Linked DNA regions of Homo sapiens: regions 2 and 3 are each linked to region 1. Evidence: chromatin loops called from intact Hi-C (ENCODE). Cell type or tissue: PC-9. All regions are shown on one strand.

Region 1 (8,000 bases):
TGATAGACCTATCATGCCCCCAGTACGAACTCCAAGATAGGAGGGAACAGAGGAACTTGTCACTTTCTATTTATGATGCTGAATTTATGGCTATAGATCTTGCAGAAGAAACATAAGTAACTAAGAAACTTAGGTACCTGTTGTTTATTCCTTAGGATTATAATGAATGCCTTTACGACATATAGATCTGTATAGGATAAAGATATTAGCATTTGTTTCCCATTTTCTCACTTTTTCTTTTCCCGTGTTTTCACTACCATAGATCTTTGTCTGGGAGCAAAATCTCGAGCAGTTCCAAATGGACCTGTTTCGTTTCCGCTGTTATTTAGCCAGCCTTCAGGGTGGGGAGCTGCCAAACCCCAAAAGGCTTCTCGCTTTTGCAAGTCGACCAACGAAAGTGGCCATGGGCCGCCTTGGAATCTTTTCGGTATCATCGTTTCATGCCCTGGTGAGTAGAAGCTAATGAATTTTTGAAAAACATTAAGCTTGACGCTTAATCCTGAGCAGGACTTGACAAGAGTCTCCTAAGTGTTTTTCGAGCTTCCTGCTGTGTATGGATTTCTGAAATGCCCTCCCTTTGCAGTGGATGCAAATTTCCATTTAAACCTGTCTGGAATATATTACTTAAGCATCTATCTCTTGATGGGGGGGCCTAAGCTATTGTGCAAAGGAAATATGAAGGGTACCATCTTCAGCGCTGTTCACATGTAGTATTTGTTGATAGCTCTTGTCATCTTTAGACAGTGTCATGTTTGGAACCCAAATACATATTTTTTATATAAACTTGGTGGGAATGGTGAGTGGAGTGCTCACTCTCATACATCAATGCATTCTCAGGCTGGGCGCAGTGACTCATGCCTGTAATCCCAGCACTTTGGGAGGCCGACGCAGGTGGATCACCTGAGGTCAGGAGTTCGAGACCAACCTGGCCAACATGGTGAAACCCTGTCTCTATTAAGTGTACAGAAATTACCTGGGTGTGGTGACATACACCTGTAATCCCAGCTACTCAGGAGGCTGAAGCCTGAGAATCGCTTGAACCTAGGAGGAGGTTGTCACAGTGAACCAAGGTCGCACCACTGCACTCCAGCCTGGGTGACAAAGTGAGACTCTGTCTCAAAAAAAAAAAAAAAAAAAAAAAAAAAATATATATATATATATATATATATATATATATGTATGTGTACATGTATGTATATATACACACACATACATACACACATACACCATATATGGAACACAGATCTCTTTGGAGCTCTCCATTTCACTTTATTTTTACCATTGTTTTGATGACCACGAATACCCGATGCATTAGAGCAAGGCGAAGAACTCTGTGATTCGCCAGCTGAACATATATGCATTGCTTGAGGAAGGGAATTTCCATCTGACCTCTAGAGCGGCAGATTGTATAGTTGTGTTGTGTGTTTATAATCTGTAATTTCATGTACTTGCTAAATTGCGAGCAGCTTTGTGTACTTTTGGCTCCTTCTCAAAAATTGCTGTATGAGTAACATGGTTTTAGTCTTTCCAAGTCGACACCCACTTAGAATGTACTGCACCTTAGCACATTTGCTAGAGAATTAAATGTTAAGTCTCAGGTTCCAGAAACTGCTTTGTAAAACCTTAGCTGTGCTGTTCTTCTCTTGCTTTGTCAGCTGTACCCTTCAATTGCATTCAGAGCTATAATTCAGTCAGAGGCGTTTGTATTCTTTATAAATAGATTAGCATCATCATTCAGATAATTAGGGGTAGATTTACATTTTTAAAGAAGTCTTAAACCAATTTCTGGAGTTATTAAAACTGGCATCCTGATTTGTTCTGCTAATTACAGCTCAGCTCTTGGTCTCCCTGGCTACCACCTCTCCATACAGCTATTAAATCCTGTTTTTTCAGTAGTGGTGGGACAAAGTGCTGTGTTGAATAAACTTACAAAACGTTTTCAGTTTTTGACTCCAGATCTATTTCTTGGAGACCTGGACACCAATTTTTAACTTAGCCAAATCTCAGTTCGCCTATTCTGCAAAACAAAAATAAACAAAAAAACTAGGATAGAAATTCTTCTTTATCTCCTTGTCAGAATATCATCCATTGAGGACGCATTTTTATGAAGGGAACTCGTGATGTCATCGAGGTACCATCTGTATTAATACCAAACCCGGAGCATCGAAGTGGCTTCCTCCTCTTACTGTACCTTGCTAGATTTTGGAGAAAATAATTTTGCTTTCTCCCTAAAACTTGTATGCTTTCATTATTTTCTTCAAAGCCACTGGGCGCAGCCTCCCTGAGAAGGTTACCGTTTTACTCTTCCATAATTCATCTTCGGACCCTCTAATTTCCTTCATCTCAATGTCTGTGATGTGTGTGTACTTTTCTTTCAGGGGGGCAGGCTATTAAAATTTGGCCAGCTGAAGATGGGGATGGGAGAGTTAGTTACTCTGAGGTGTTTTGGTCAGTGGTTTTAAAGAACATTGAAGTCCATACGTTCAACTCTCTGTTCCTTTCTTGGGTTTTTGCTCGCTTTGTCAGTGATACAAGTCTGGGTGTTTCAATATGTTCCTGCAACTTCTCTTTTCTATGAGGGGTTTCATTTCAGCCGGAACAAGTCAGGCGAGCCTGTTGGGTGTCTGTTCCTATTTGTTGCTTTAGCTCCTGTGGAAGATCCCGGGCAGGGAATTTTGCAGTCTGATTTATTAGGAACTCTTATTTTCTTTCCCTCCTCTCCTTGTCATTTGACCCCTGGGATTTTTTTTCTCCTTGGGGTTGAAACATTCTTCAATTTAGTCTTTGTCCAGAAATTTTTTTTCTTCTTTTTAGTGGGGGAGGAGGAAGGAGGAGGTGTGAGGGTAACAGGGCTGGGTAGATTGGGGAGCTACAATTGAAGTAGCATTCACTGAGAAAGCTTCCCATAATGCTGAGTGATTTGCAGTAATTAACTGAAGGGTCCTCGCTGTACTCTTTGAAAGAAGGTTATCATTGTTCTTGTTTGCACAGATGAGCAGAATGATAGAGTAATCAGGTTCAGGCCACAAAGGGAGGCATTGTCTGGGCAAAGATCATTGGGAAACTCTTGAGCTCTGGTCCAGCAGTTCTTCTGCCAGCCCTTTTTCTAAATCCCTTTGCTCATTTTGAGTCATTATTGTCTTGGGGATAGTGGTTACTTTTGCAGTTTACAAGGCCCCAAGCAATTTAGAATTACTGCTTATAAGAAACTTAAGTAAAGTGTTTGTTAAACAGACTAAACTAACTAGTCAGCTGATAACTGAGAATATTTATGGGTGTATGAATTTCTCTTTCATGCTGTCTTTGTCTGGAAATTGTAAACTGAAGAGTTTTCTTTTTTCTTTCTTTTTTTTACATTATACTTTAAGTTCTAGGGTACATGTGCACAACGTGCAGGTTTGTTACATATGTATACATGTGCCGTGTTGGTGTGATGCACCCATTGTTGTCACCGTGTTATATAGGATGTGCTTTTGCTTTGTGGTATTTATGTATTTATTTGTTCAAGCAACAAATGTATGTAAGTGCCTGGCATCCGTCAGTTTTATCCTTGTGATTAGGACTATAGTGAACAGCGCAGAGATCCTGTCCTCTTGAAGCTTATATTCTTGTGGGAGAGAAGGGTAAGAAATAAGTAAACAATTAACTAGACACAGTAAGTACAGGTATTGCTGTGTGTATGAAGAAAGCAAACAGTAATATATGTCGACGTATTTTATACGGTTGCCTCTATGTATGTGTCACTGTTAATGACTGGATTTATTTATAAAATGACTATATGACTGTGAGGCCAAATGGACATTTTTTTCCTCTAGAATTTAAAAATTTTTAACACCATTTATTCAGTGTTGACATAGTCATGTGAGCATATGCATGTCTGCATGTTATAATTTATTCCTTTTACAACCTTTGTTTACCTTTAACTGAGAAAGTGATGAAAATAGAGAAGAGAAAATTTTTACATATTTTACGGTGTGTTTGTCTTGTGATTTTGTTCCCTGTGACACCTCCGGTGTAATCTTAGATTAAGATCTTTCTCATGAAAATTCTCACCAGTGTCTTGGATACCACATTTTTCTATGCCCTGATCTGGGGTTTTTTTTTGTTTTGTTTTGTTTTTTTAACGTGCTAAGCTGAGAAAATGCAAAATGCAAGACCTCTCAGCTCCCTCATCTTCCTATTTTTGTTTGGGTCCAAAAACCTTCCCTCTAATACCCTTGTAGAGAAGCCGTTTTGATTCCTGTTTTTAATGTACGTAGGGGTCCCTGCCACCCGTGGGGCTTCTGCGGTGTTTACATTGTCAGTACTGAAGCCCCAGAGGGGCGTGCCTTCCAACCAACACGCTGACTGCTGGGGAGGCCCCTCATGTTACCAACAGTGCCTCATCCCCTGCATTGCTGCCAATTGGCATCTGTCACATTGGGAGTTGCCTGTGTGGGAATCTACAAGTAGGTTCCAAGACATTCACCTCTGGCAACAAAAGAGTGGGTGGAGAAGTTTCATTTCAAGTCTGACTCGCTGTTCCTCCTGCCACTCCCTTTTTTGAAAGGCGAGCGGGTGGGTGGCCCATGGAGACCTTCTGGCAGAAGTTCCCTTAAATTCCTGGGACTTTGCTTGCCACCTGGTAGGATAAAGTTCAAGCCTGAATGTTTTGCCTGGGAGGACTTTCTGGAGTCCTTGTGGAGATTCTACTTGAGCAATTATCCTGGTGACAGATTTACATTTAGGGTGTTCCCTTGTGAAATGCTTCTCTGGAATCGCTCCACTGGACTCCAGCCTGGGTGACAGAGCGAGACTCCGTCAAAAAAAAAAAAAAAAAAAAAAAAAAAGGAAATGCTTCTCTGGGTTGCTGGCACATTGTAATACCTCGACAGAGTTTAGCTTTTGTTCAACAAAAAAATACAAGTTTTCTTTCCCATTTACCTAAACATAGGACATGTAAGTGATGCAAGTCTGGTAAGGTGCCTTCATCTTCAGTGAGCCCAGTCCCTTTTGTCTTGTTATTCTGCCATCCTTGAAAAGGCTTAGGTAGGGACATCCTAGACCACAACACAGACCTTCCTTTTATCAGGAAAAAGAAAACAGATAGGATAGCGGAAAGAATAACAGAAAGCCCCCTCCCATTGAGCACAGTTCCTGGAAGTTGCAAATATTTTTTGCTTGTATGCCATTGACCAGGACTTAAGCCCAATCCATGCCCTACTGCAAGGAAAATAAGTCATCTTGGACTCAGTGGCTGCATGCTCACTTACATATGAGATTCCCCACCCCCCGCTTTTTTTTTTGAGAAAGAGTCTCGTTCTGTCGCCCAGGCTAGAGTGCAGTGGCGTGTTCTCAGCTCACTGCAACCTCCATCTCCTGGGTTCAAGCAATTCTCCTGTCTCAGCTTCCCAAGTAGCTAGGATTACAGGTGCCTGTCACTGTGCCCAGCTGATTTTTGTATTTTTTAGTTAAGACAGGGTTTCACCATGTTGGCCAGGCTGGTCTCGAACTCCTGACCTCAGGTGATCTGCCTGCATCTGCCTCCTAAAGTGCTGGGATTACAGGCATGAGCCACCGCACCTGGCCTACATTTGAGATTTTTCTGACTAAGATGGAATAGAGAATGGATATTGGGGGCCAATGATCACTCGTCTGATTTTAAAACGTGATTTTATATATCCTAAGAAAACAAAATAGTAGAGATTGGTAATTTTAGATTTAACCTGGAAACCCAGGAACCAAAATCTGTTGTTTTTCCACTATTGTTGCTGACGCTTTAGCACCATTTTTCAATAGAATGCAGAAACAGCTCTGTAGCATTTGGAGAGAAAGCCTGGCTCATTTCCCTTGCTGTAGTTCAAGCCTGTGACCAGAAGGACATGTCATTTTTGGAAACAGAACATATATTTTATTCCTATATTATGTATTTTTGCTGATGATTTCAAACAAGGATTGAATTTGCCAGCTTTTCATTTCCATTCTGAATCCATGAAGGGCTCTCAAAGTCCCAATATGTCTGGGTCATGGATTGAATACTTTAGGCATTGGGGTCAGGGTTGGCTGGCATGATGGAGGAGGGTTTTTTGAAGGGTGGGACTTACGGGGACCTCAAGGCACAAGTGGGTGGTCCTGATGCATCTCCCTTGTGGCTGCTTGTCCTTGCCATCCTCAGGTGGCAGCACGCACTGGTGAAACTGGAGTGAGAAGACGTACTCAGGCCATGTCCAGATCCGCGAGCAAGCGAAGGAGCAGGTTTTCTTCTCTGTGGGGTCTGGATACTACCTCCAAAAAGAAGCAGGGACGGCCAAGCATCAATCAGGTAGGTTCCAGAGCAGATGAAAAGTGAGCCCGCACAAATCACTTCTGTGGCCACCTCAATTTGGGGTGTGTGTGTTTCTTCAGTGAGGCCGAGTGTTATTTAAAATCAACTAGTTGGCACAAAGAAACTAGCTGTGCTAGACACTTTTAATAGATAATGCATACCCATAACATTGAACTCTGCTATTAGTCTATCACCAAGCTGCAGTTTCCCACCTGCATCCTTTCCAAACCCTCATTAATTACAGACCTACTCAAAGCGCACAATTCACCCTGAGTCTTCAGGAAAAAGCAGGGCTCTGCAATGAAGCCAAGTGGGTACCTGAGTGCAGTCTTTTTTTTTTTTTGGAGACAGAGTCTCGCTCTGTCACCAGGCTGGAGTGCAGTGGCACAATCTTGGCTGACTGCAACCTCCACCTCCCTGATTCAAGTGATTCTTCTGCCTCAGCCTCCCGAGTAGCTGGGACTACAGGTGCCCACCACCATGCCTGGCTAATTTTTGTGTTTTTAGTAGAGATGGGGTTTCACCATATTAGCCAGGCTGGTCTTGAACTCCTGACCCTCATGATCCACCCGCCTCAGCCTCCCCAAGTGCTGAGATTACAGGCATGAGCCACTGCACCTGGCCATGCAGAGACTTTTTAAGCTGCCTCTGGCACTGGATGAAAGGCAGCCTCCAGGGAATTCTGATTATTCTCTGCCCTTGACTTTTTGGAGCTGACATTAAATGGGCAGATCCTCTGCCTACTGGAATGAGGAGACAGGAATCCGAGAGAGCTCGCCCACTGCCACAGCCCCCTTCTGCTCAGGTCCAGGGGCTGGAACGGGATCTCGGTATGTCGTGAGGGCGCAACATAGCCTGGTGCCGTGACGGGTGTCCACTGACCATGTACAGCCACCCAATTCTTGCCCATTAAATTTGACTTCTTCACTCGCCAAGGCCAGTCTCCTGCTGGGGTTACTTCCGTGAAGCCCACTGTCTGTTGTTACTGTCTTCCTTGTCGTTCGGCTTTGAGAAATGAGTAGCTCCAGAACTGCTTGTTTAGATTTCAGGGACTAAAGGAACGTGAGCATCTGTAGTCTTTCGGAAGAAGAATGTCCAGTTTGTGGGCTGCGGTGGCTGGAAAGTCAGGCCTTCAGCATTTTGGAGGTCATGACTAAGACTGCTAGTTTGACCTATTCACCGCATGCCCTTGTGAAAAGTGAGAGGACGTCATCGACTGACTTGATAGAATGATCTCTCCTTGTTTGCTCGGACAGTTCCAGCCATTAATTTACTTAAGAAATGAATTTTAGAAAAGAGATTAGTCCTGAAAGCTGATGCCCTGAGTCCCTTAGCTGACTGTGATACTCATTGGTTTTTTGGTTTTGTTTTGTTTTGTTTGTGATGGAGTCTCGCTCTGTCACCCAGGATGGAGTGCAGTGGTGCAATCTCGGCTAACCGCACCCTCTGCCTCCCAGTTCAAGTGATTCTCCTGCCTCAGCCTCCTGAGTAACTGGGATTACAGGCACTCACCACCACGTGCAGCTAATAGCTTATTATTTTTATATTTTTAGTAGAGATGGGGTTTCACCATGTTGGCCAGGCTGGTCTCGAACTCCTGACCTCAAGTGATCTGCCCACTTCGGCCTCCCAAAGTGCTGGGATTATAGACGTGGGCCACCGTGCCTGGCTGATACTCTCTGTTTTAATGTGGCAT
Region 2 (8,000 bases), 360 kb before region 1:
GCAGTGAGCAGAGACAGCACCATTGCACTCCAGCCTGGGCAACAAGAGCGAAACTCTGTCTCAAAAAAAAGAAAAGAAAAAGAAAAAAAGAAAAAATGTGCATTTACTAACTACTTGGGCCATGGATGCCAGATCCCCCAGAGAGTACAAAAGTCGATATTTTACTTTATGGAAGAGTTTTTAAGCAGAGAAGTAAGCCTTCAAATAGGCTCCACGAATGTATCAGCTCTATTTGTGGAGGTAGGTCTGTAGCAAGTAGGAGAGGGAAACCATCCTCGTTTCCCTTGTGCTGTTATCATTATTATTTGTTATTTGTAGGTGTGACCAGGGCACAGAATATAAAAGAAAACACTTAAGAAGCCTCTGTGAGGTTACGGGTCTGGTTACTGAGACCTCTCTATAATATGCAGATTTGGCTGGGTGCAGTGGCTCATGCCTGTAATCCCAGCACTTTGGGAGGCCAACATGGGCGCATCGCCTGAGGTCAGGAGTTCGAGACCAACCTGGCCAACATGGTGAAACCCGTCTCTACTAAAAAAACAAAAATTAGCCAGACGTGGTGGCAGGCACTTGTAATCCTAGCTACTTGGGAGGCTGAGGCAGGAGAATTGCTGAAACCTAGGAGGTGGAGGTTGCAGTGGGCCGAGATCGTGCCACTGCACTCCAGCCTGGGGGTCAGAGAGAGACCTTGTCTCAAAAAAAAAAAAAAAAAAAGGCCATGATGATAATGGCGGTTTTGTGGAATGGAAAGGGGGGGAAAGGTGGGGAGAAGATTGAGAAATCGGATGGTTGCCGTGTCTGTGTAGAAGGAAGTAGACATGGGAGACTTTTCATCTTGTTCTGTACTAAGAAAAATTCTTCTGCCTTGCGATCCTGTTGATCTGTGACCTTACCCCCAACCCTGTGCTATCTGAAACATGTGCTGTGTTCACTCAGGGTTAAATGGATTAAGGGCGGTGCAAGATGTGCTTTGTTAAACAGATGCTTGAAGGCAGCATGCTCGTTAAGAGTCATCACCACTCCCTAATCTCAAGTACCCAGGGACACAAACACTGCGGAACGCCGCAGGGTCCTCTGCCTAGGAAAACCAGAGACCTTTGTTCACTTGTTTTATCTGCTGACCTTCCCTCCACTATTGTCCTATGACCCTGCCAAATCCCCCTCTGCGAGAAACACCCAAGAATGATCAATAAAAAAAAAAAAAAAAAAAAAAAAGCATATTCATTCATTTTAGCTTTCTGAGGATATTGGTCAGTCCTTCCCAAGAAGCCGGCTGCATGATGGACCCTCATTTCCATTGCCTGTGGACTGGCTTTACTATCTGTAATTAACAGTGAGGAACTTCGTGGATGGTATTCTTTTGTAGGCATGAATTTCTAACCGAAGAACATCTTTCAGCTCTCAGCATTGTTCATCTGAATGTTGCTATGAGACTGCGGCTATTTATTCCTCTAAAGATCTCTTGCGTGGCTCTGGTGACAGAGTGTATTTTTCATAGCTATGCAGTCTTTCTTCTTATGTAAAAAAGAAATAGGAGATTCTTGCCATTTATTTAACATCGCCTATGAATACATAAGAATATTAGATGGGGGTGGACACCAGAGGTCTTGGGGGAGTAGAGGCCCTTTCAACTGTTTAATTTCTGTTTTATTCCGATGACGTGGTAGAAAGTTGATTTGCCTTGAAGAATCAAAGACCATCAAGCTCTCAGTGCATGTTCCAATAATGTGCTTAAACAGTTAAAAATAGATATGTTTTGGAATAATAATAATCAATGGGTTTGGAATAATAATAATACATGGGCTTTAGAGTAAATAGGCTATAAATATTCTTACCAGTCAATACTATGGGGGATATGTATCTCACAATACAGAGGCATGGTTTCACCTGCCTATTAACCTTTTCTTCTTTTCAGCTTGAAAACATCAATTTTCTTTTTCTTTCTTTTTTTTTTTAAATAGATTTTCACTCTGTCGCCCAGGCTGGAGTGCAGTGGCATGATCTTGGCTCACTGCAACCCCCACCTCCCAGGCTCAAGCGATTCTCCTGCCTCAGCCTCCCAAGTAGCTGGGATTACAGGTGCCCACCACCGCATCTGGCTAATTTTTGTATTTTGTAGTAGAGACAGTGCTTCACCATGTTGGCCAGGCTGGTCTCAGGTGATCCGCCCACCTCAGTCTCCCAAAATGCCGGGATTACAGGCGTGAGCTACCACACCCCGTTGAAAACCTCACCTCTGGGGATTTACCCCTCTCTCAGGGTGATAGTCAAAATCTGCAACAACTGGAATGCTTGGGCATGACCACATTCAACCAACCAGAATGGATGCTCAACCCTGCCTTCCTCCGCAGATACACTTTTGGGGAGTCCTGAAATCAGAATGTCCTGCCCTTCTTTATCCAAAGGCTGGACATGAACCAAGTGAGGCCTAACAGACTCTCTATCCCCAGAATTTGTATACTGATCAGTGACACAGGCAGGGCTGAAAACAATTGTCCCAAAGGTGTTGCCCTGGAAACACCAGCTTCCTGGACACCTAATACCGTTTCCTGTCCTTTGTGAGATGTCGTTGTTCAGCTTGTACTGTTTTTCTATAAGCCACCACCATATCCATCTAATACATTTCCTTTGTTTATTTCTTTTTTGCTTATATTACCTAGACTCTATTTCTATTACAAACAAGGCAACAGAAATGAATGTATCAGGTGTTTGTGGGGAGAGCACCAGTCCTGCTTCCCTTGTGCTGTTATTATTATTATTGTTATTGTTATTATTATTATTGAGATGGATTCTCGCTCTGTGGCCCAGACAGGAGTACAGTGGTGCAAATTCAGCTCACTGCAACCTCCGCCTCCCGGGTTCAAGTGATTCTCTTGCCTCAGCCTCCTGAGTAGCTGGGACTACAGGTGCGTGCCACCATGCCCAACTAATTTTTGTATTTTTAGTAGAGATGGGGTTTCACTGTTGGCCAGGCTGGTCTCAAACTCCTGACTTCGTGATCCACCTGCCTCGGCCTCCCAAAGTGTTAGGATTACAGGAGTGAGCCACTGCGCCTGGCCGTGCTATTATTATTATTTGTTATTTGTAGGTATGACCAGTACACAGAACATTTAAAAAAAGCACAAAAACACTTCTAAGAAACCTTTGTATTTTGAAAAATACGATCTTAAAGCAAATTTTCTGTAATGGGAATCCTGTTTTCCTATCATTTTGTTACAGAATTGTAGGAATATTCCTCTGGGAGGAAAAATGTCTTCAACAGAATAAGTAGAAAACAGGATAAAAATGAAAATAAGAAAAACTGTTGTGGGGCAATGGGCCTGTTTATGCACTGGTGTAACGAAAGGCTTGGACCAGAAACAGCAGAAGTGCCAAGCTTTCTGTGAGTTGCTAGCCCTATGTGGAGCTAAAATTTTTTTTTCAGCCAGGCACAATGGCTCATGCCTGTAATCCCAGCACTTCAGGAGGCTGATGTGGGTGGATTGCTTGAGCTCAGGAGTTCAAGACCAGTCTGGGTAACATGGTGAAACCTTGTCTCTACAAAAAATACAAAAATTAGCCAGGCGTGGTGGCTCGTGCCTGTGGTCCCAGCTACTTGGTAGGCTGAGGTGGGCAGATCGCTTGAGCCTGGGAGGTGGAGGTTGTAGTGAACTGGGATGACACAATAACACTACCGTCTGGGTGACAGAGTGAGATTCTTGTCTCAAAAAAAGAAAAAATTTTTTTCTTTGACATAGACGCTTAGTCACTAGATTAAGTCCTCTAGAACACTAGAACATGTTTCTTTCACGCTAAAGCACACACGAATCACTTGGAGGATCTCATGAAAATGTAGAGTCTGAGCCAGTGCCTGTATTCCCAGCAACTCAGGAGGCTGAGGCAGGAGGATTGCTTGAGCTTAGGAGTTTGAGACCAGCCTGGGTAACACAGCAAGACCCGGTCTCTAAAAAAAAAAATGTAGAGTCTGATCCCACATTTACAAGCTCCTAGTGATCCCGATACTGCAGGCCCTAGGACCACACTTTGCACAGCAAGATTGAAGGTCAGGATTTCTCTCCAGCCTCAGCTTCCCAGGTACTCCACTCAGGGGTTCCAGACCATCTCCGTCTGTCCAGACTAGAACACACTTGTCACACCATGCCTAGCCAGCAGGTGTCATCAGAGTGCTCTGAGAGTCACACCAGATCAGATTTCTAAGGACCCTTGATATGTTTCAAAAAGATTCATGTATAGGAGCTGTAAGAATCTCCCAAGTAAGCATATTCCATAGCTTTGGGTTATAATTTGAACCCCCAAGCAAAGTGACCAGTGAGGGAGACTCTCACTAAGTATTTATTTTTATTTATTTATTTATTTTTTGAGACGGAGTCTCGCTCTGTCACCCAGGCTGGAGTGCAGTGGCACGATCTCAGCTCACTGCAACCTCCGCCTCTGGGTTCAAGCGATTCTCCTGCCTCAGCCTCCCAAGTAGCTGGGATTACAGGCATTTGCCACCACACCTGGCTAATTTTCGCATTTTTAGTAGAGACGGGGTTTCACCATGTTGGCCAGGATGGTCTGGATCTCCTGACGTCGTGATCTGCCCGCCTTGGCCTCCCAGAGTGCTGGGATTACAGGTGTGAGCCACCATGCCTGGCCAAATCTCACTAAGTATTTTTATAACTGTTTTTTTCTTTCTGATTTTAAAATCATCTGTCCATGCCGTACTGTGGAAATTTGGCTCTAGACATTTGTAATAGGTAAGAAGTGCTTTAGCCATGCTTGCTACAGTTCAATTTTTAGACAGCTTTCTCATGCATTTATCTTATTGCTAGAAGAATCTTTGCTACTATTATTATTCCCACTTTACAGATGAGAAAACAAAGGCAGAGAGGGGATGTAGTGATTAGTTCAGTGCAACAAAGATAGAGATGAGATTCAACCTCAAGCTTCTACTTATAAGTCTCTTCTTATCCTAGTGTTTATGGAGAAGGAAAAAGATGGCATTTGGGCTTTCTTTTGCAAAAAAACTTTATTCTTCTTACCCAGATTGAAAGTTAACTAATCTCTATAGGGGATAATGGTCTACACTTTAGGAGTTCCTGGGTTCCTGATCAAAGGCGCTGGGATACTGATAGTTCTCAGCATAAATCCTCCCCAAATAAAATTACACACTTTGAATTGAATACAATGATCTGAGATGCAAGAGTTCTATAAACATTGTATTTATTCCTGTCCTACATATGGTATCAAAACCCCCTTACAAATTTTCTGGGGAGATTAGAAATTAGTGAAGAGGTAACTTTTTTTTTTTTTTTTTTTTTTTGAGACGGAGTCTAACTCTGTAACCCAGGCTGGAGTGCAGTGGCGTGATCTCGGCTCACTGCAACCTCTGCCTCCCGGGTTTAAGTGATTCTCCTGCCTCAGCCTCCTGAGTAGCTGGGACTACAGGCATGCACCACCACGCCCAGCTGATTTTTTTTTTGTATTTTTAGTAGAGACAGGGTTTCACTATGTTGGTCAGGATGGTCTCGATCTCTTGACCTCATGATCCACCCGCCTTAGCCTCCCGAAGTGCTGGGATTATAGGCATAAGCCACTGTGCCCGGCCGTGAAGAGGCAACATTTTGAGTGTATTAAAACAAAGGCTTTCATGGTGCCTGAGTGGAGGGGCATTTAGGGGAGTTGATATGTCATCTTTGAGAACCTGCTGCAGGTTTTGCAACCCCAGTAATCTCCTCCCATGCCCCACACTCATCAAATCTGGAAGAAAGAGACCACTGTCATCATCAAGGCCAAGAAGAGCAGATTTGTGAGCATCCAATCTCAGGGCAGGAGGGGCTGCTGTGGGTGACTGCTAATGCCTTTTCTAGCTCCAGGGACCTCAAGACCATCGACTTCAAGCATTTTGCAAAATGGGTTATATGGGGTATTAATATGGAGAATTGGGGAAAAAATGTTGCTATGGTCAAATACATTTGAGAAACTGGTTGAAATGAAGGCACACACGTTTCTTGCTTTCAAGCAGGGCTTTCTGGAGCAGTTCACGCGCATTTTGAATCTTCAATGAAGGGATGGGGAAATGTGCCCCACTTCCTAGAGATGAGAATAAGGAATCTTTTGTTTTTGGAATATCTGGAGTTTACAGAACACCTTCTGAAAATCCTGATCTAATTTATTAGAGCCAGCTTCATGGGCATGTGACCTCCATGGTTGCACAGGTCCCCACAGTTGGTTTAATGCTGTGCTGCTGCTGCCTCCAAATTTTGAGTACATTTTGAACAAAGGGCTCCACGTTTCGATTTTGTATCAGGCCCTGCAAATTATGTAGTTGGCTCTGCCTATGGATGCCCCAGAGGAGGAAATGGAGGTCCAGAGAAGAGAAGGGTCTTGAGATGGAGTTTCACTCTTGTTGCCCAGGCTGGAGTGCAATGGTGCGATCTCGACTCACTGCAACCTCCGCCTCCTGGGTTCAAGCGATTCTCCTGTCTCAGCCTCCCGAATAGCTGAGATTAACAGCATCCGCCACCACACCTGGCTAATTTTTGTATTTTTAGTAGAGACGGAGTTTCACCATGTTGGCCAGGCTGGTCTTGAACTCCTGACCTCGTGATCCACATGCCTTGGCCTCCCAAAGTGCTGGGATTACAGGCGTAAGCCACCTTGCCTGGCCTTATTTTTTATTTTTATTTTTTTTCTAAGATGGAGTCTCTGTCTGTTGCCCAGGCTGGAGTGCAGTGGTGCGATCTTGGCTCACTGCAACCTCTGCCTCCCAGGTTCAAGCAATTCTCCTGCCTCAGCCTCCCCAAGTAGCTGGGACGACAGGTGTGCACCACCATGCCCAGCTAATCTTTGCGTTTTTAGTAGAGATGGGGTTTCACCATGTTGGCCAGGCTAGTCTCGAACTCCTGACCTCACGTGATCCACCTGTCTTGGCCTCCCAAAGTGCTGGGATTACAGGCAAAAGCCACCTTGCCTGGCTTTTTTTTTTTTCTGAGATGGAGTCTCCCTCTGTTACCCACGCTGGACTGCAGTGGCACGATCTTGGCTCACCGCAACCTCCGCCTCCCAGGTTCAAGCGATTCTCCTGCCTCAGCCTCCCCAAATAGCTGGCACTACAGGTGTGTGCCACCATGCCCAGCTAATCTTTGTATTTTTAGTAGAGATGGGGTTTCACCATGTTGGCCAGGCTAGTCTCGAACTCCTGACCTCAGGTGATCCGCCCGCCTCGGCCGCCCAAAGTGCTGGGATTACAGGTGTGAGCCACTGCGCCCAGCCAAGAGAAGAGTCTTGATCTAAACACTCCCCACTCCTCTCCTCCTTTTCGTACTTGGCTTCCTGCCTCTGCTTGCTCTATTCTCTCCTGTCTTCTACTGCAGCCCTTCTTTCCACCGCCATCTCTTTTTCTCATTTGCATTTTCTGTTCTACTCCTTCTCCTTTTTTATCCTTTCTCTTCCACCTCTAGACATAGGAGATTTTCTCCAGCCCAGTTTTATAAGTCACTAGAATAATGTTCTCTGTGTTTCCTTGGTTCCCTTTTGGGCTTTTAATTATGAGAAGAGCCCACATACTTTATCAAATGTCCACAGTTTAGAGGATGGCCATTTATGTAAAACTGCTGTTGTAGTACAGCTGGATGTTATAACTCTGCTCTGGGCATTGCAACATTCCCTAATTTGCATGTGGGCATTCAGGGAGGGAAGAATAGAACATAGTAGAAAGCAGAAAAAGCACATTTCAATGATAATGAAAGCAACACCTTCTGAGGCTAATAATCTCTTCTGTCTAAACTTATTAAATTAATGGTTTGGAGTGAAATGTGGCTGTTACCCTCTTCTTACAGTTAAAAGAAAGAGTCTTCTTAGTGCCCCTCAGCACATGAAGGGAAGAATCAGAGCTAAAGGTGGATAACAGCATTTCTCACCTCTTTCCAGAAAGGATTTATGTATCATAATAAGGCAAGCTTCTCTGCCTGGCATTTAGAGCCCTCAGAGACCACCCATCCTGTCCAACCCAGTCT
Region 3 (8,000 bases), 280 kb before region 1:
AAGACATTACGTTAAGTAAAATTAGCCAGACACAGAAAGAGAAATACTATGTGATTCCACTTGTATGAGGGACCTAGAGTAGTGAAATTCAAGGGAGTTTGTGTTGGACGGGTATAGACTTTCAGTTTAGCAAGATGGAAAGAGTTCGGAAGATGGATGTTGGTGATAGTTGCACAATAATGTGAATGTACTTAATAACACTGAACTGTACACTTAAGAAGGGTTAAGATGATAGATGTTATGGTATATGTATTTCTTATACCTTAAAAAAAGATATGGAAGGGAGGAAAAAGATGCAGATGCATATGTGTGTGTGTGTGTGTGTGTACGTGTGTGAGAGTGCGTGAGTTTAGAGAGAGTGCTATTAGGGATGGGAAGAGAGATGGAAATGGGGAGGGAGCCTGTGTAGGTGGCTGATTTCCTGCTGTGAAGAGGAGTCGTGCTGGGCAGAAAACTATGAGGGCAGCCATCAGTGCCTGGGTTGTAATCAGAGCTTTGTCTCCAGCAAGCTGTGGGACCTTGAGCAAGTTGGTCGTTTCCTGTTGTGCGCATCAGCCTTTTTTTTTTTTTTTTTTTTTGAGGCAGAGTCTCACCGTGTCGCCCAGGCTGGAGTGCAGTGGCCCAAGATCTTGGCTCAGTGCAACCTCCGCCTCCTGGGTTCAAGCATTTTTCCTGCCTCAGCCTCCCAAGTAGCTGGGACTACAGGCACCCGCCACCACGTCCGGCTAATTTTTGTAATTTTAGTAGAGACGGGGTTTCATTCACTGTGTTGGCCATGCTCGTCTCGAACTCCCGACCTCAGGTGATCCGCCCGCTTCAGCCTCCCAAACTGCTAGGATTACAAAAAAAATCTGATGCCGTGCCCGGCCTGGCATCAGCTTTTAAAATGAGCTGGAATAGTAACCTTTGATGATCTTTCCATCTAAGAAAACTTCAGAGGCTTTAAACATCTAAGACGGTAATGCTGATCCACTGATTTTTTCCCCCACAATTCTCTGCAATGTCTACACTCAATGAGTGCTCTTCCAATTCCATGGGCTCCAGAGTGTGCTGGTTGAAGTAGTTATCTTAGTCATCTTTTTGGTCAAGAATTCCCTGTGTTTGTGAATGACACCAGTGAGCTTGGCTTAAGAAGAATACATTTACTTTTTTTTTTCTTGATCTCTCTTTGCTCTTTGTTTATCCAGTTTCCAGGTCTTCTAGTTTTAAAATTTCCTTGACCTTTCATATCTTTTAACATTTATACTTCTTGGTCTTAGAATCTAATTATTCATGCTGATGATAATATCTCCTGTAGAGAGCTAAGCTTTTTTGCATGAGTTATATCATTGAATCCTATGTCAACACTGTGAGGTGGATTCACGATCTCTATCTTGTAGGTGAGGAAACTGAGGGTTAAGTAGCTTGCTTGGCCTTGTGGTCGCCCGGCCAATCAGTGGCTGAGTTGTGATTGAATCTGGTTTGTTCTTAGCTACACACCATGGGATGCTGCTTTAGGCCCATGGGGTCCTCACTCATTCTGTGTCCTAAGTCCCTTTATGACAGGGATTGTATCTTTTTATTTTTGGTGTTTCTGAGGTCTCCAGTGCGGGACTGTCAGAGGCTAATAACAAATTTGTTGAAGGTACTTGCTAATTTCTTTAAAAGTGGTCATTTCTGTCTTGCAGTATCAGGGCAGGAGTATCTATTATGTGGAGGAGACCATAGCTGTCAAGTTCTTAGCTTCTGGGAGAAGGGTCAGGTTTCTCTAGAAGTTTTTTCTTTTTTTTAGTAACAGTGGTTATTAGCAAGCATGAGATCCTGAAAAAATGCAGGCCGATGAATACTACTTTAACATCCAAAGAAGAAAGGGATGACTTGGGATCTGAACGTAGAAAAAACCAAACTGAGTTCTGCATTTCCCCCTCCACTGCAGAAGTCATCAGCCCCTGGTGCAGTCAGAGACATTGACCTGGAGAACTACCCTTGGTTCCACTGGGTTGAGCTAACTGGGAAGTAGGAGCTTTACCAGCTTTGGAAGTTTTCATGTTTTAGTCTTTTCAGATCTAACAGAGGAGCGACCTAGATCCCAGCTCCCCATATTGCTTCTGCTTCTTACAGTGGCATTCTTGAACTTGGAGGAGGGGTGCATTGCCCTCAAGGTGGCTTCTGAAATTGCCAGGTAGCGAACTTGTTGTACCTTCTTTTTGACATAGTGGCAGCCCATCCTTGAAAAGTATCGGGGAATGAATTACCCCAAAGGGTTGGATTCCTCACTTCTCAGCGGCCATGCCCCCTCTTCTGGATGCACCCTTGCATCTCTGTGAAGATTAAATCAGATCTCCCTTTTACCTGCAAAGGCAACCCCTCTCAGGCTGTTGTTCATTGTAGGCCTGGGTTGCCTTGTAACACATATGCCAGCAAGCAGGAACCTGTCAGTCCTCAGCAAGTCAAGACAGACAGCATGCCAGCCCTTTGCACGCCCATGCTTAACTTGGAGAGCGCTCATGCTTCATCTGGAAGATTCAGGCTCTTGTTCACTGTAAGGTTGGGCAGGGATTGGCAGGAGGGACAGTTACTCTTTTATCCCTTTGTGAATGATACCATATAAGCATTAGAGATCTGCTCTGGGAAAGTGGATGGGCTGATCCCAACTCTTCCATTGGAATACCTAGGATAGTTAGTCTATCAAATCGTGCTTAGAATTTTGGACGTGGAAGGGGTCATAGTCTGGTCCTCACTTTTTTTTTTTAAACATAAATTAACCTATTTATTTTAGGCTAGTGATGTCTCAAATGGTGGTGTTTCTCCTGGTCTTTCAACCTCTCCAGTCTTCTGAGGGCGGACTTTACTGTGATGATGAAGAGGTATTGTGGGTCCTGACACTGTCAGCCACTGTTTTCATGCAGGATGCACAGTGCTGGATCCCTACAGCCTGCCGTTTTGGTTTTGTCAGAGAAAAAGCAAGTGTATTTTGGAGTGCTGATTTCAGGTCCCTCCCCTCCCCTCCCCTCCCCTCCTCTCTTTCTCTTTCTCTCTTCTTTCCCTCCTTCCCTCCCTTCCTTCCTTCCTTCTTTCCTTCCTTTCTCTTTCTCTTTTTTTCTCTTTCTCTTTCTCTCTTTCCCTCCCTCCCTCCCTCCCTTCCTCCCTCCCTTCCTTCCTTCCTTCTTTCCTTCCTCTCTCTTTCTCCTCTTCTCTTCTCTTCTTTTTCTTTTCTTTCCTCAGTTTACTCTGTTGGCCAGGCTGGAGTGCAGTGGCACAATCTCGGCTCACTGCAACCTCCACCTCCCGGGTTCAAGTGATTCTTGTGCCTCAGCCTCCTGAGTAGCTGGGATTACGGGCACGCACCACCACACCTGGCTATTTTTTTTATTTTTAGTAGAGACGGGGTTTTGCTGTGTTGGCCAAGCTGGTCTTGAACTCCTGATCTCAAACGACCCACCCGCCGCAGCCTCCCAAAGTGCTGGGATTACAGGCGTGAACCACCGCACCCAGCCTTCTTCACCATTTTCCTAAGGGAGACACAATAGCGGATTATGGACAATTTTGACCTTGGTACATTTAGCCATGTCACTGCAACATACATCAGAGCCCAGGGTGTGGCTCTCACAGCAGGCGTGAGCCACTGCGCCCATCCTTTTTTTTCCTCTATTTTTGATTTGGCCCCTGCCAAGTCAATTTCATCATCCTAACTCAAGTAAGAGCTTGGAATGTGAGGGTGCCTTGCTTGACTGATTGGCTTTCTTTAAACTTCCTTTGCTCTCCCTTTGATGAGATGCTCCTAAGCAGAGAAATGGCTGGCAACCAAAATTGGAGAGTACAGCCACCTGGATTAGCAATCCTTGAATCATTAGGATCTGATTGTAAAGGGAAACTACGAAATGCTTTAAAGGGTGCAATCCGGAGTGAACCAGGAAACTCAAGACGGATGATCTAGGCATAATACATCTTAAGGCAGCGTCCTGAATGGAGCAGAAACTCCTCTCACCTGACTCATTATCTAGGCTTCGTGATCTCCTTTTTTTCCTAGCTGAAATCCTGTCCTTAGTTCCATTTTCCTCATGCTTGGTGCTGACCCAGATTTGGGGGAGGGTGGTAGGAAGTGGTAGGTGATGGTGGTGGTTGTGGTAGTAATGGACATGGAAGTCAGCCCTCTCTTAAAATTGCTTCCAGGCTGGGTGCGGTGGCTTACACCTGTAATCCCAGCCACTTGGGAGGCTGAGGCCGGGATAATTGCGTGAGCCCAGGAGTTCGAGGCTGCCGTGAGCCTAGATTACCTCACTGCACTCCTGCCTGGGCGACAGAGCGAGACCCTGTCTCAAAAGATAAATAAAAAACAAATAATAAAATTGCTTCCTTCCTGACAGTGTTTGTGGGCCCCTAAAATGTCCTCTCTGGTATTTCTCCTTTTACCTTTTTTTTTCTTTAAGATATGTTACTTGGCGGACTGGTTTGGTAACCTTATTAGAACTGAAGCTATTGAGTCATTAATTCTGCCAGTTGAATTCCTTGACACTGGAACTTTCCCCCAGCTCTCAAAACAGCTAAGTGAAACCTGGGGGAGAATAAATAGGATGGACAAGGCAGTGCCTGCTCTTAGTCTTACCCTGATTAAATTCCCAGGTGGCTGCGGATGGGGCATTCAGCCCGTTGGTCCCACATTTCCAAGCAAGTGGCTTCTTTGTTGTTGGTAAAAACCACTTTACAAGGCTGGGCGCAGTGCTCACGCCTGTAATCCCAGCACTTTGGGAGGCCGAGGTGGACAGATCACCTGAGGTCAGGAGTTCGAGACCAGCCTGGCCAACATGGTGAAACTCCGTCTCTACTAAAAATACAAAAATTAGCCAGGCGTGGTGGTAGATGCCTGTAATCCCAGCTACTCTGGAGGCTGCGGCAGGAGAATCGCTTGAACCTGGGAGGTGCAGGTTGCAGCGAGCCGAGATCGCGCCACTGCACTCCAGCCTGGGCAACAGAGCGAGACCCTGTCTCAAAAAACAAACAAACAAACAAACAAACAAACAAAAACCACTTCATGGATTTGGTGGGTTCCAGTGAGAAATACCAGTTTTGTCTTGAGAGAACAACAGGTAGATACGAAAGGCCAAAGAAAGCCGTCGAGCTTGGGTCACTTTGGTCAATCAGGCCCAAAGGTCACTTTTTTTCCTCCTAGTTGTGTAGATGCCTAGAAAAGTGATTTTCTGCTTTGCGTTGACTCTCTCCCCCTTCTCTTCTTTCCATCCTGATTGACCTGTGGCTTGCTGAGAGCCCATTCCGTTTTTAAAAACAAAAAAAATCCAGCACCCCGGTTCTTCACCGTTGTAACTGAGCAGCATTGGTAAGGGGCTCCTGGAGGGTGCAATGTACGTGGGGTGTGAACCAGCCTCTGCAGTAATGGAATGTGTGGTCCTGACCTTCTGGACTGCATCTGAAGGTCCTTCTTTCGCTGTATCTTTATCCCTTGGGGGAATCATTAACCCCAAATGGTGGCGAGTCCAATATGAGAGGGGCAGGGAGGAGGAGAGAGGGAAAAAAAAAGAACCAACAAAACACCCACATTTCTCTTTCTGCTGCCAGGGCGTGTTAGCAAAGATAGCCTTTCCTGAAATGTTATTTATTAGTTGCCTTTGTAAAAGTGTCCTGTTTTCTCAGGCAAGTCAAGAATTTGGTTTTTGTAGAGGGGAGGAGGATGTAGCTGTTTCCTCGGACTGCCGTTATAACATAGCACAAACTGGTAGCTTCCAACAGCAGAAATGAATCCTCTCACAATTCTGGAGGCCAGAAGTCCAAAATCAAGATGTCGGCCAGGTAGGTTCATTCTGACGGCTCCGTGGGACCGTCAGTTCCATGCCTCTTCCTAGTTTCTGGTGGTTTCTCTGAAAGCTTTGGAGTTCCTTGACTTGTAGAGGCCTCCCTCCATTTTGTGCCTCCATCATCCCTGTGTGTCTCTGTCTCTCCTTGTCCTCCTCCTGAGGATGCTAAACATACTGGATTAAAAGACTGCTGTGCCCCAGTGTGACCTCTTCTTAACTTGACCACATCTGCAGTGACCTTGTTTCCAGATAAGGTCATATTCCAAGCTACTGGGGATGTAAAGTAAGGACTTCAACATATCTTTCTGGGAGACCCGGTTAAACCCCTAACAGAGGACTTGTGTGCTGGCCTGATGTCAGCTGACAAAGGGGAAAAGCCTCGTTGGCCAAGGGTCTACTGCATGGCGGATGCTGTGTTAGACCCTTGCAGCTTCACCTTTTTGAAGGTTGCTGTTGTTCTTTCCAGAGAAAACTGAGTTTCAGGAGTGAAGTAGCTGACCCAGTCATATGCTGCCTGTCAGTGAAGAGCTGGGCCCGAATCCAGCTTTCTGACAGCAAGCTGGCCTTTCCAAGGGTGTACTTGTCCTCCTTTGCTACCACTCCTCTTTGTTTTTATTTATTTTATTTTATTTTTTGAGATGGAGTCTCGCTCTGTCACCCAGGCTGGAGTGCAATGGTGCGATCTTGGCTCACTGCAACCTCTGTCTCCTGGGTTCAAGTGATTCTCCTGCCTCAGCCTCTGAGTAGCTGGGATTACAGGTGCCCGCCACCATGCCCAGCTAATTTTTGTATTTTAGTGGAGACAGGGTTTCACCATGTTGGCCAGGCTGGTCTTGAACTTCTGACCTCAGGGGATTTGCCGCCTTGACCTCCCAAAGTGCTGGGATTACAGGCGTGAGCCACTGCATCCAGCTGTTTTTTTTTTTGTTTTCTTCTTCTTTTTATTTCCTAAGACGGAGTCTTGTTCTGTTGCCCAGGCTGGAGTGCAGTAGCTCGATCTTGGCTCACTGCAACCTCTGCCTCCCAGGTTCAAGCAATTCTCCTGCCTCAGCCTCCTGAGTAGGTGGGATTACAGGGGCACACCACCACACCTGGCTAATTTTTGTATTTTTAGTAGAGATGGGGTTTCACCATGTTGGCTAGTCTGGTTTTGAACTCCTGACCTTGTTATCCGTCTTCCTCGGCCTCCCAAAGTGCTGAGATTACAGGCGTGAGCCACCGTGCTCAGCGTTTTTTTTTTTAGTCTTAATTTTTTTTCAGAGACAGGGTCTTGCTTTCTGGTCCAGGCTGGAGAGCAGCAGCGTGACCGTTGCTCACCATAACCTTGAACTCCTGGTCTCAAGTGATCCTCATGCCCCCGTGCAGCGTGTACTGCCATGCCTGGCTAATTTTTGGTATTTTTTATAGAGATGCGATTTCACCGTGTTGCCCAGGCTGGTCTCAAACTCCTGGGCTCAAGTGATTTGTCCACCTCAGCCTCCCAAAGTGCTGAGATTACAGGTGTGAGCCACTGTGCCTGGCTGTATCTTTGTTAAAGTATGTCATTTATGTGTAAATGTGTCTCCTTCATAGCACCCCAGGGAGATGGGGTGAGGACCTTCCCCATCCCTTGTGATTGGTGTTTGTCTCCCTCCACTGGACTAGGAGCTCCTCAGCTCTGTCTTTCCAGGCTTTGCTCACTGACTGACAGAGCCAATGCTCAAGGTATCTTTGCCAAATAAATAGATCCCATCATCTTAATGTTCTGGGGGAAAAGGACCCTCTTTTCTTTCCTTTCTTCCTTTCCCCCTCCCCTCCCCTCCCCTCCCCTCCCTTCTCTTCTCTTCGCTCTTTTCTTTTCTTTTCTTTCTTCTTTTGATGGAGTCTCGCTCTGTAGCCCAGGCTGGAGTGCAGTGGCATGATCTCGGCTCACTGCAACCCCCGCCTCCCGGGTTCAAGCAATTCTCCTGCCTCAGCCTCCCAAGTAGCTGGGATTCCAGGCACCCGCCATCACGCCTGGCTAATTTTTATAATTTTAGTAGAGATGGGGTTTCACCATGTTGGCCAGGCTGGTCTCGAACTCTTGACCTCAGGTGATCCACCTGCCTCAGCCTTCCAAAGTGCTGGCAGTACAGGCGTGAGCCACCGTGTCTGGCCAGGACCCTGTTTTCTCATCCCATGTCTTGACTTCTCACTAGTCCCACACCCTTTTTCAAATACAAATATCAATCA

What was found. Peaks named below come from ENCODE experiments on the same cell type or tissue, not always from the same donor. Only the 100,000 strongest peaks of a DNase experiment are listed, where the experiment ranks them.
Region 2: it touches region 1 in a loop (4-fold over the local background); 21 of 110 quality-filtered maps call a loop at or near these places.
Region 3: it touches region 1 in a loop (4-fold over the local background); 3 of 110 quality-filtered maps call a loop at or near these places.

Annotation. Positions count from the first base shown.
Region 1 is chr21:31,215,854-31,223,853 of GRCh38, reverse strand. TIAM1 (TIAM Rac1 associated GEF 1) reads left to right here. Exons shown (of 28, transcript NM_001353694.2): 8 at 263-448; 9 at 6,155-6,301. Among named protein-coding and RNA genes, the nearest start is that of TIAM1, 120 kb to the left of the region's middle. In PC-9, no CTCF peak of the experiment used is centred here; a DNase peak (open chromatin) is centred at 4,563; H3K4me3 peaks cover 418 bases; H3K27ac peaks cover 2,376 bases.
Region 2 is chr21:31,577,114-31,585,113 of GRCh38, reverse strand. No RefSeq gene overlaps it. Among named protein-coding and RNA genes, the nearest start is that of TIAM1-AS1, 22 kb to the right of the region's middle. RefSeq lists enhancers at 144-928, 929-1,713. In PC-9, a CTCF peak has its summit at 4,162 (motif pointing right); a DNase peak (open chromatin) is centred at 4,143.
Region 3 is chr21:31,498,589-31,506,588 of GRCh38, reverse strand. It overlaps a transcript of TIAM1 not described here. Among named protein-coding and RNA genes, the nearest start is that of TIAM1-AS1, 57 kb to the left of the region's middle. In PC-9, no CTCF peak of the experiment used is centred here; DNase peaks (open chromatin) are centred at 3,778 and 4,438; H3K4me3 peaks cover 777 bases; H3K27ac peaks cover 3,385 bases.